Linked DNA regions of Homo sapiens: regions 1 and 3 are each linked to region 2. A link is a contact called in ENCODE Hi-C or POLR2A ChIA-PET data. All regions are on one chromosome and are shown on one strand. The core of a region is the stretch at or near the end of the contact, and the rest is flanking DNA. Distances in the headings are between cores, read along the strand shown.

Evidence for each region. A loop is a pair of places that touch in the nucleus more often than their neighbours do. ChIA-PET counts read pairs that join two places held with the same protein, here RNA polymerase II (POLR2A). Pooled maps may share reads with other maps.
Region 1: a map of Panc1 shows a loop between it and region 2 (2.5-fold over the local background). The contact joins the promoter of PHACTR2-AS1 here to the enhancer-like site in region 2. A Hi-C loop is called at or near these places in 8 of 168 maps with a recorded cell type or tissue (Caco-2, HepG2, IMR-90 and 5 more) and 13 of 50 pooled maps. POLR2A ChIA-PET finds 5 or more read pairs at or near these places in 3 of 52 experiments (AG04450, H1 and HepG2).
Region 3: a loop to region 2 is called in a map of heart left ventricle, with 3 times the contacts of the local background. The contact joins two enhancer-like sites. A Hi-C loop is called at or near these places in 7 of 168 maps with a recorded cell type or tissue (HepG2, IMR-90, Right ventricle myocardium inferior and 4 more) and 9 of 50 pooled maps. POLR2A ChIA-PET finds 5 or more read pairs at or near these places in 3 of 52 experiments (AG04450, GM12878 and activated CD4-positive, alpha-beta T cell).

What each region holds. Positions count from the first base shown.
Region 1 is chr6:143,568,052-143,571,054 of GRCh38, reverse strand. It overlaps PHACTR2-AS1 (PHACTR2 antisense RNA 1), which reads left to right and starts at 1,716. Exons shown (of 3, transcript NR_027113.2): 1 at 1,716-2,195. It also overlaps a transcript of PHACTR2 not described here.
Region 2 is chr6:143,743,768-143,746,784 of GRCh38, reverse strand. All of the region lies in intron 2 of PHACTR2 (phosphatase and actin regulator 2), which reads right to left. Among named protein-coding and RNA genes, the nearest start is that of PHACTR2, 67 kb to the right of the region's middle. RefSeq lists enhancers at 1-73, 74-744, 2,086-2,755. Within about 2 kb of position 1,711, at least 20 of the 41 ENCODE cell types and tissues checked have a DNase peak (open chromatin) inside an H3K27ac peak, as active enhancers do; they include IMR-90, Panc1, ascending aorta and 1 more, where a contact is called at or near this core.
Region 3 is chr6:143,595,625-143,598,431 of GRCh38, reverse strand. It overlaps a transcript of PHACTR2 not described here. Among named protein-coding and RNA genes, the nearest start is that of PHACTR2-AS1, 28 kb to the right of the region's middle. Within about 2 kb of position 1,490, at least 3 of the 41 ENCODE cell types and tissues checked have a DNase peak (open chromatin) inside an H3K27ac peak, as active enhancers do; they include heart right ventricle, where a contact is called at or near this core.

The DNA.
Region 1 (3,003 bases), core at 467-2,966, 180 kb after region 2:
ACGAGAACTCCATGTACCAGTTTTGCAGCAGCTAAAAGTTAAATGATCTTAAATTAGAAAGTTTTTTAAATTTCATGAAAAATAGGAATATAATTTGCGTCTTCGAGTCTCAGGGGCATTTGATAAACATCGATCACCACTTGCAGAGCCATCCCTTAGGTTAGGGAATCAGGGCAATTGTCTTCAGCCTGAATTTTGGAAGAAGAGGAGGAGTCCGGGGAGGGATTTGCAATAAAGCGGCATCTCCACCGTCAAAAGTGTGCTCAATAAGATAGAGGCCCCCTACCAGAACGAGTCGATGAACCTGCTACTTCTCCACTTGCACATGCACCTCACGCTGGCCATGGCTGCTGTGCAAAGGACTGATCTTCATAAAAAGGTGTGGGGATTAGGGAAGGAGAGCAAGCGGGGAGAGGGAGAGCCCCAGGAGAGTGGGGAGGGGCCTGCCACACCTGGGGTGAGTTGCCAGTCACCTCATCAGGACCAGCTCTGGGAGCTGAACTGAAAAGGCACAAAACTGCCAATCGATAGAAAGCTATTGATAGAACATTTTCATGGCTGTATTTGAAATGCAGTCGATGTCACCCCCCAAAAACAATAATATTTACTTCCATGTCACTGGCAAGTGTGTTACTCCTCATCTCACATTTTAATCTCCAGCACAGTGAGAGAAGCCGAAGTACAAACCCTGCATAAGATGACTGTGAGTACAAAGACATTTGTGATTAGGGCCAGCGGGTGGCTGAATGGAAAAACAAATGGGGCTTCACCTGTGACTCAGACCAACAGCAACCTCGTTTTTTAATATCAGCAAAGCAAATCATTATTTCTAAAAATGTCATGCACACATTTTAAATTCTTAAATGTTATGATGCCACGAATGCTGATCTTTGGTTAAATCTGATTTGAGCCTAACACACTTAAGGGAAACAGAATCTCTTAAGAGCAGAGAATAAGGAGAAAAACAATGAAATTGACCTCAAAGGATTGGACTGGGACTTTTATTATTTAGGTTCCTAGATTTAAACATTTTTTATAGTAATGTTTACTCATTCAAAAACATCTACTGAATCGAATTCTGTGAACTGGTTGTCAAAAATGAAAATCTCCTGGTCTGGTGGAGATTTCTTTAAGACATTCCACCATATAACTTATCACACGCAGCACTTCCCAAATCTTCAGTCATTTGAATAGCATTTCTCAGACTTTTGCCATATCTGCACATCAATTATACTTTTATCTGCTGGATATTTCTCCTTAAGTCACTTCATTTTCTCCAATGTTATTGTAAAAGAAGCATTTATGCAACCACTAAGAATGGGAAAGACACATCACTTGCCATAAGTGGAAAAGAATTATACATGTAAATATTTAAAAAACAGGTATGTCTATCTATATTCCACATAAAAATATCCTACATACCACCAGTGGTATGTAGGCCACAGTTTGGAAAATATGGCAATATAATCTAAATAATATAAATACATCAAAATTTTCAGGATGTACTCCCCACATACAAGAAAGGTTTAAAATCAGAGAACAGACTGAGGCCATTTTAGAGATGGAATGTGTAGTCAGAATAAACACAATTGTGCCACTGTCACAAATAATCCCCAGATATCATTGGCTTGACATCACAAAAATGGATTTCTCAATTACATAAAGTCCATTGTGGGCCACATGATTCTCCAAGGAGACTGTTGCCATGGTGACTCAGAGTTGAGGCCAATGGCGGCTCCACCATCCTGTGGCTATGATTCCTGAACTTGTGGTCTCCTCAGTTGATGAGGTGAAGAAAGAAAGCCTGGAGAATTATGCACGAGCTTCTCACTGTCTCAGCCCACAAGTAACACACCTCTTTCCCTCACAGCCCACACTGGCTGGAACCAATCACATAGCCCTGCCTAACTGCAAGGGAGGCCAGAAAGTGCAACACTTTCTCATGGTCACGGGTGAGCACGAAACATCTCTCCAAATATGGGTTGGGAAGATTAAGAGACTAGTCCAGAAGAAAACAGTCTCCAGGGAGAAATATATCTGGGAATAGGAATCGAGAAAGCAACCAAGAGAGCAGAACTGAGTGGATGAGAGGAACTGTCAGACCACATCTGCAGCTCTGATTAGTCAAATCCGAAATGTGCCTGTTGATCTACTATTCCGTGGAAATACTGGAATCACCAGCTCAATAATAAGAGGAAAGTAAATAATACCATACTTGCGTGGATAATTCCCCTCTGCTCATACCTTCATTCAGGTCAACATAGATCTATCATACTCCTACAGTGTATAAGGGACGTGCTAAGCTTGAAGTACATTCATTCTAAAAATCAAAATACAAAGGCATGGGAAGACTAAGAAAATTTCATAAACCTTCATTAAATTATCAGAAATACCTGGGATTCTCAGCTCCATTTATAAAGAAACCAGAGTTACAGTTCTTCCATTACTGATTGCTTTCTGGATTGAATATTTGAACTCTGCTTTAGTGATTCCTCTTGCTTATATGTGGGAGGAAGACCCCCTACCCTGAGCCAGCAGCTGGAGCACAGCCTGAACACACAGGTTCTCCCTCCTTAAGTGTTGGGCTCTAGATTCAAGGTTTGAGTACCATAGCCTTGATCAGCAGAGAGAACTAACTACCTAGTTTCTACAGCTTTGCTTACTGCCTCTAAAGATAGACATTAACACCTTATTTTTGAATATTAATTTAGAGTTTACAAGGGCCCTATAACCTTAATTCATCTCATCTCTGTAACAGTCCTGTGAAGTAAGAATTATGGTACCCATTTCATGGAGGAGAAAACTCAGGGAACTCAGGGGACAATCCTTTGGTGGTATCTCTAGTTGGTGGCAAAACCAGGTCTGGGATTCTGTTCCCTTAACTCTTGAGTGTCACTACTCAGTGGTTTTGTTTTCCAAGGAAGAAGGCCTGGATATTATGGATTTTTTTAAAAAAATCAAGGTAAAGGAAAATATGTAACAACAGAAAATAAGTGTTTATAA
Region 2 (3,017 bases), core at 462-2,961:
CAATTTGTTCGGCCTCTTGTCAAAAAGGAGAGAACTCTTATCAACGGCAGGAAGCCAAAGAACACCCACAGTGACAGGTGGGACACTGCTGGGATTTTGCAGGTGCTTTAGAAGGACCTTGACCACTGCAGCCTCCTACGGATTGTAAAAGCCCATTCATGCTTGACTGGGCTCTGAGGGGTGGCGGGACTCTGTAGACCTCCTCCAACAGTTGTCTTGGCCTCCATTCCTGGGAACAGGCCCAGAGATTCACGGCTGTTCTGCCCTAAACTTAAGGATGAAGGTGGCAACTGCAAGAGCAAGTGCCGCTGGCCTAGGGATCGGGCCACATTCTCGCAAACCAAATGCACTGCCAATTCAGCATTCAATCACGGTGGCTGTCTTCCTAACCGGCCCTTTGCTCATAAGAAACAAAACTTTTACTGGTTTGCTGCTTCTTTAAAATTGCCCAAAACACAAAATGGCTGCCAGGAGTCCTGGATTCTAGTCCTTGAATTCCTACAACTTGTTGAGTGACCCTGGGCAGTCATTTTGAGTTCCTGGGCCTCTAATCCATTATCTGTAAAATAAGGGACACAATTCAAGGATCACTAAGGACAATTCATCCAGCTCAAATGCTGAGTGATCCTGTGTCATTAATCGAGGCTGTCTGTAATCTCTGCTCGGGCACCTTTTAAAACGTTCGTTCTTGCACTAAAAAATCATCCGATAGCCTGAAACATACCAGGTTTCTTATTCTGCCTTTCCATTATGGATCCCGGAGGATTCTTTAGTTTTAGTTTTGAGTTTTGCTTAAATTCTAACTTAGTCTCAGCTAAAAATTCCCCCTTTCTTCCTTGTAAACTAAAAATTCCCCCTCTTTCTTCCTTGTAAACTCTGGAGCTTTGAAGCAGCAGCCTTGGCTTCCTGCCAAGAATCAAAACCAACAGCTTTGTTCTTTTGCTCTACCTCCTATAAACAGGCTCTGATAGGAAAATGCCGTTGGCTATTTGTTTGGTCTTTCGCTGAGAGCGTATTTAACACACAATGCGGATACCTCTGTACAGGGCCAATGAGAACAAACTGCAGGCGACCGAGCACGGAAAGTATGTTGCTGGGGCACAACATTCCAACCACCGCTCTCACAGCAGTACAAGTATCTCATTCTTCACCTTTTAAAATATTTGCCTCTTGTTTATATAGTGCCTGCATGTTTGCAGAGCACATTCACTGGACACTTTTTCATGGGCTCAGAGGGGGTTTGCATTGCAATGAATCTGAGAGGTCATTCTAGTCCAACACACCGCACAAAGCAGGGGCTGTCTCAGAATATTCCTGAGATGTGCTCACCTGCTTAAAATCATTCAGAGGGAAGATGCTCACTTTAAGGCGCAACCCACTTCAGTATCGATCACCCTCATTTTGAGGAAGGTATTCCAGAGAAGGAGTCAAATCGCACTCCCTGTAACTTCTGCGCATCAATCTAACCCAAGCTCTCTGTAGCTCCGGACTAAAGTCAGTTGTTTGTGAGCAGAAAACGGCAGCAGTCGGCTCCAGGTCATCACTGAGAGCCTGCTGTTATTGCAGCCTGCTCGAATCTGATCCCAAGTATCCCACCAGCTGCTCTTTGACTTTGAAGCTTACACCAATCTATGCACAGAAATCTATGCACCACAGCTACAGCACAACCAAGATACTGCCAGGGAAGACGCTAGTGGGGCACAGGTCGCTGAATGTCGTAGCTGAATACAGTAGCTAAGGTGTCTCCATGAAAAGTATTATCGCCAGTTGAGTAAATAAATGACTCATGGCCTCTCACTTTTATCCCAACTGGAAAAGCATAAGAGCTTTTTTTATACCAAGATCAAACAAAGCCATGATTTCTGTTTCACTCTGCATTGGGCTAATTGATGTTTTGACAGTTCAATTCTGATAACAGCAGCGCACACTCTAATTCTCTCTGGGAAGTGAAGGAAACACTGCCCTGTATTTTCCTGACTTCAGGCTTATACTCTGGTAATCTTCCAAAAACTTCCCATGGCTGCCCATCTTACTTCCAACAATCCCTGAACTCACCGCAGCCCCTTAGGCTGTCCCGCCTCCCACGTGCCTGGCTCCTAACCACTTCTTTCTGGCTCTTGGCTTCAATTTCTTGGGGCCCTGCATGGTGGCCTCTGTCCTTCCCAGGAGGCCATATCCCCAGACAACTGCTAGACTCACTCCATCCTGTCCCACAAGTCTCTGCTCAAAGGTCACCTTAGTGGAAGTCCCTTCCCTGAACTCCTGATGTAGAATGGCTATTCCCCTTCCCAACTTTATCTCTTCTTTCCCTGCAAAACCCATCGTCACCTCCTAACATGTGTAAGTATAATCTCATTGAGAACCAAAATTCTGTTTTGCTTACTGCTGTGTCCCCAACGTTGACTTGCAGGCTGTTGGCTTTGAAAAAATATGTGTATTTGTTGAATAAAAGAAAATAGCTAATCATGAGAATGGTATTGTTTCTGCCCCTTCCCAGTCCTCAATTTGGGAAAAAGCAAGTGAGGCTTGTGGCAAAACCCTGAGCGACAAGAATCTTCTGTCTTCTCCCTCCTTAATTCTTGGCTGGGCCAGTCCTAGGGAAAAAAATTCTCAACCTTCTGTCCTATGGATGATCTGAAAAAGTCTCTGTATGCACTGAAGAAGGGAGCTCACAGTCTGTAGACGACAAACACCAGCACCTAGCAGGGTGTAGTACACGACTGGGCTCCTCATAAATTAGAAATGATTTATGATGTCCTTCTGGGCATGGAGAGGTAGCTGTGGAGCTGCACTCAGGAAAAGAGGCTGGAGCATATGCCGCTGGCTTTTTTCTGCGGATACTTGGCTGGGATTTCATATTACTCTGGAAATATCTGTGAGAGTAAATCTTGTAGTCAACAAGTCACTTGTGTTTTTCTTTGGCGAGGAAAGAGAGTCCTAATTCTCAATTCTAACACCATTTAATGACTGGACAAAATAGAAGAGCAAATAGAAGACTATTAAATAAGCGTGCCATG
Region 3 (2,807 bases), core at 241-2,740, 150 kb after region 2:
TGTAGGGCTCAAATCAAGGTGTTCTGAAGGGCTGCATTCCTCTGGAGGCTCTGGCTTGGTCTCTTCCACCTCCTAGGCTCAGTTGCATTCTTTGGTTACAGCCTCATTGCTCCAAAATTTGTCTTCATTGTCACATTGCCTTCTCCTCTTTTAACCTTCTTGTCCCTCTTATAAGGAATCCTGTGATTACACTGAGCCCAGCCAAATAATGTAGGATCATTTCGCCCAGGATCATTAAGTCAACATCCTTAACGTCTTCACATCTGCAAAGTCCCTTTTGCCATGTAAAGTAACATATTCACAGGTTTAAGGGGTTAAGATATGGTTCTTTTTTGGGGGCGCGGGGGGCATTCTTCGACCTACTATATCATCACTGTCTTAACAAACTACATGCATCAAGTCACCTTAACTAAAGTTGCCTCTCCCCAGGAACAGGCTCAGAAACAGCCAAAGCCCCCACCGCTACTTCCGTAGGTGCACCTGAAGTCTTGCGTGCTGAGTAACAGGTAGAAAATATGGCAGGTGGTAGGAGGAGCATCAGGAAGGGCACCAGCAATGGGCTTTGAGCAGGTAATGAAAGAGAATTTCTCAGGATAAAATGGTAGCGAAATTATAAAAAAGAATGTCAATATAATGGACCTGGAGGATTTCCAATAATCTAGCTCTATATGGCATTCCAAAGCCTGGGTCCAGCATGTTCAGTGGCTTAAAGGAAGAAGTGTTTAGGTCAATGCTGAATAAAGACTTTAAAAACCTCTATGCTAGAACACAAATGGAACCATGTATTGTTTGAAGGGGGAATCAGATCTCCTTAATCCTTTTATCACTGGCTCCCATCAGGAAAAACAGACAGCAGAAGAGGAATCCAAGAGTCCAGGACAAATTACAACTGAACTCTGCAAAGATGACATATGTAATACACCTTATTCCAAACATGTTTGCTCACATTTGGCATGTGGGTTGTAGAGAGTAGGGATTTCACTTTATTTTTAGGATGGTCTGTGGGTAGAGGATGATATTCACCTTGAATAAAAGAAATCACATTTAATGAAAATGCATGAGGTCTTTACTACTCACCTGGAAGCCAGTATTATGTTTCCGTACAACTGCTCAAGGCAAAAAAGCAAAACCACTGAGATACCCTAGACCACCTCAATATTCCTTCAAGGGAGGGACAGCAAGCAGCTCACGAATGGTATGTCTTTCATTTCTTGGAGGCTAGGTTGAGCAACTATCTTCCTGGAAGTCATTCCTGTCCCTCCCTACAATGGGTTTTCCCAAGAGAATGTGTTCTTCCACAGTGTGGAGCGTGAGAACACAGAGGGGAAAATACATGCCAAGTGTAGAAAGATCCAGAGTATAGAGCAGAAGAATGTGACCTTGATGTGCATACTGGGAGCAGAAACGCAGGAGGGAAGGAGGCAGGAGGGCTGTGCTGGCAGCAATAGGGCTGTTGCAAGACACAGGCAGAAGGCAGATGGGGCTGCTGGCCAGCAAGTAAGTTCACAGGACTTTCAGCAAGGGCTGCAGAGCCCTAGCAACAGCCCCAGAGTTGGACGCCATGATTCTTTTTATTTTTATTTTTATTTTTTTTGAGATGAGGTCTCACTCTGTCACTCAAGCTGGAATGCTGTGGCACGATCACAGTTCACTGCAACCTCAAACTCCTGGGCTTAAGCGATCCTCCTGCCTTAGCCTCCCAAGTAGCTGGGACTACTGTCACATACCACCACAGCCAGCTAACTTTTTTATTTTTAGTAAAATGGGGTCTCACTATGTTGCCCAGGCTGATCTCAAACTACTAGGCTCATGTGATCCTCCCACCTTGGCATCCCATAATGCTGGGATTACAGGCATGAGCCACAGTGCCCGGCCTGATGGCTGTGATTCTTACACAGAGTTTTGGTGTTTTCAAAAACATTCACTTGTCGAAAACCTATTATATTATCCACTCAAAAACACTGGCTGTTAAGCATTTATTACTGATATTCTGCTAACAATCTGGGGATACAAATATAAGTAAGAGTGTCTCTCTCTTAATGCAGTTCAGGTAAATGTGAGCCTCAATAACAAGATCACCACCAAGAAATAAACCTTCTGAGAAAGGACGACCCGCTTAGTTAGCCGCTCCCAACTTGGAAAACAGAACATACGCTAAAAAGACACCAAATGAAGACCTAGAGGAATAAAGGGACTCACAGATCTGGCTTGCTGGGGACAACAAAAGTATTTTTCATGGCCAGTTTTGCAGGCCTGAGGATCAAGATTCAATTAACATGTGGATAGTGCTATAAAATATCTGTAATTCATTTGAGATAGTTAAATTACTTAATAAGCATAATGATTAGTAAATTATCTAAATTTATAGAATCTCCGCCAACTGAATCATTCTCAAGTGTTCTTTTATTCTTTAAAGTACTATTTTAAGAGTCTCCAGTAGATAGTGCTTATACGAGAAATAGTTTGAACCATAGAAAAACTAAAAAGGAACAAACTTTTCCCTAAGTGACGCTACCTATAACCCACCCAACTCAGTAGACAGGAAGGGAGAAGGAAAAGGTTAAAGGATTAATGTTTAAATAGCACCATCAGCATGTAATGATTCACCAGTGTGTTTATCTTTGGAAAGCTAAATTAAGTAGAACATTCTGGTAACATTCTTTATTTTTATTCTAACAGCACTTTTTTCTCTCTTTAAAAACAACAACAAAACCACCTCTAGTCCTCTTCACGAAAGAGGGCTGGGTACTGGAACTAATGTAGGACTCTGTTCCCTTGAAATTTGGATACAATTTTAAATTTGTCAT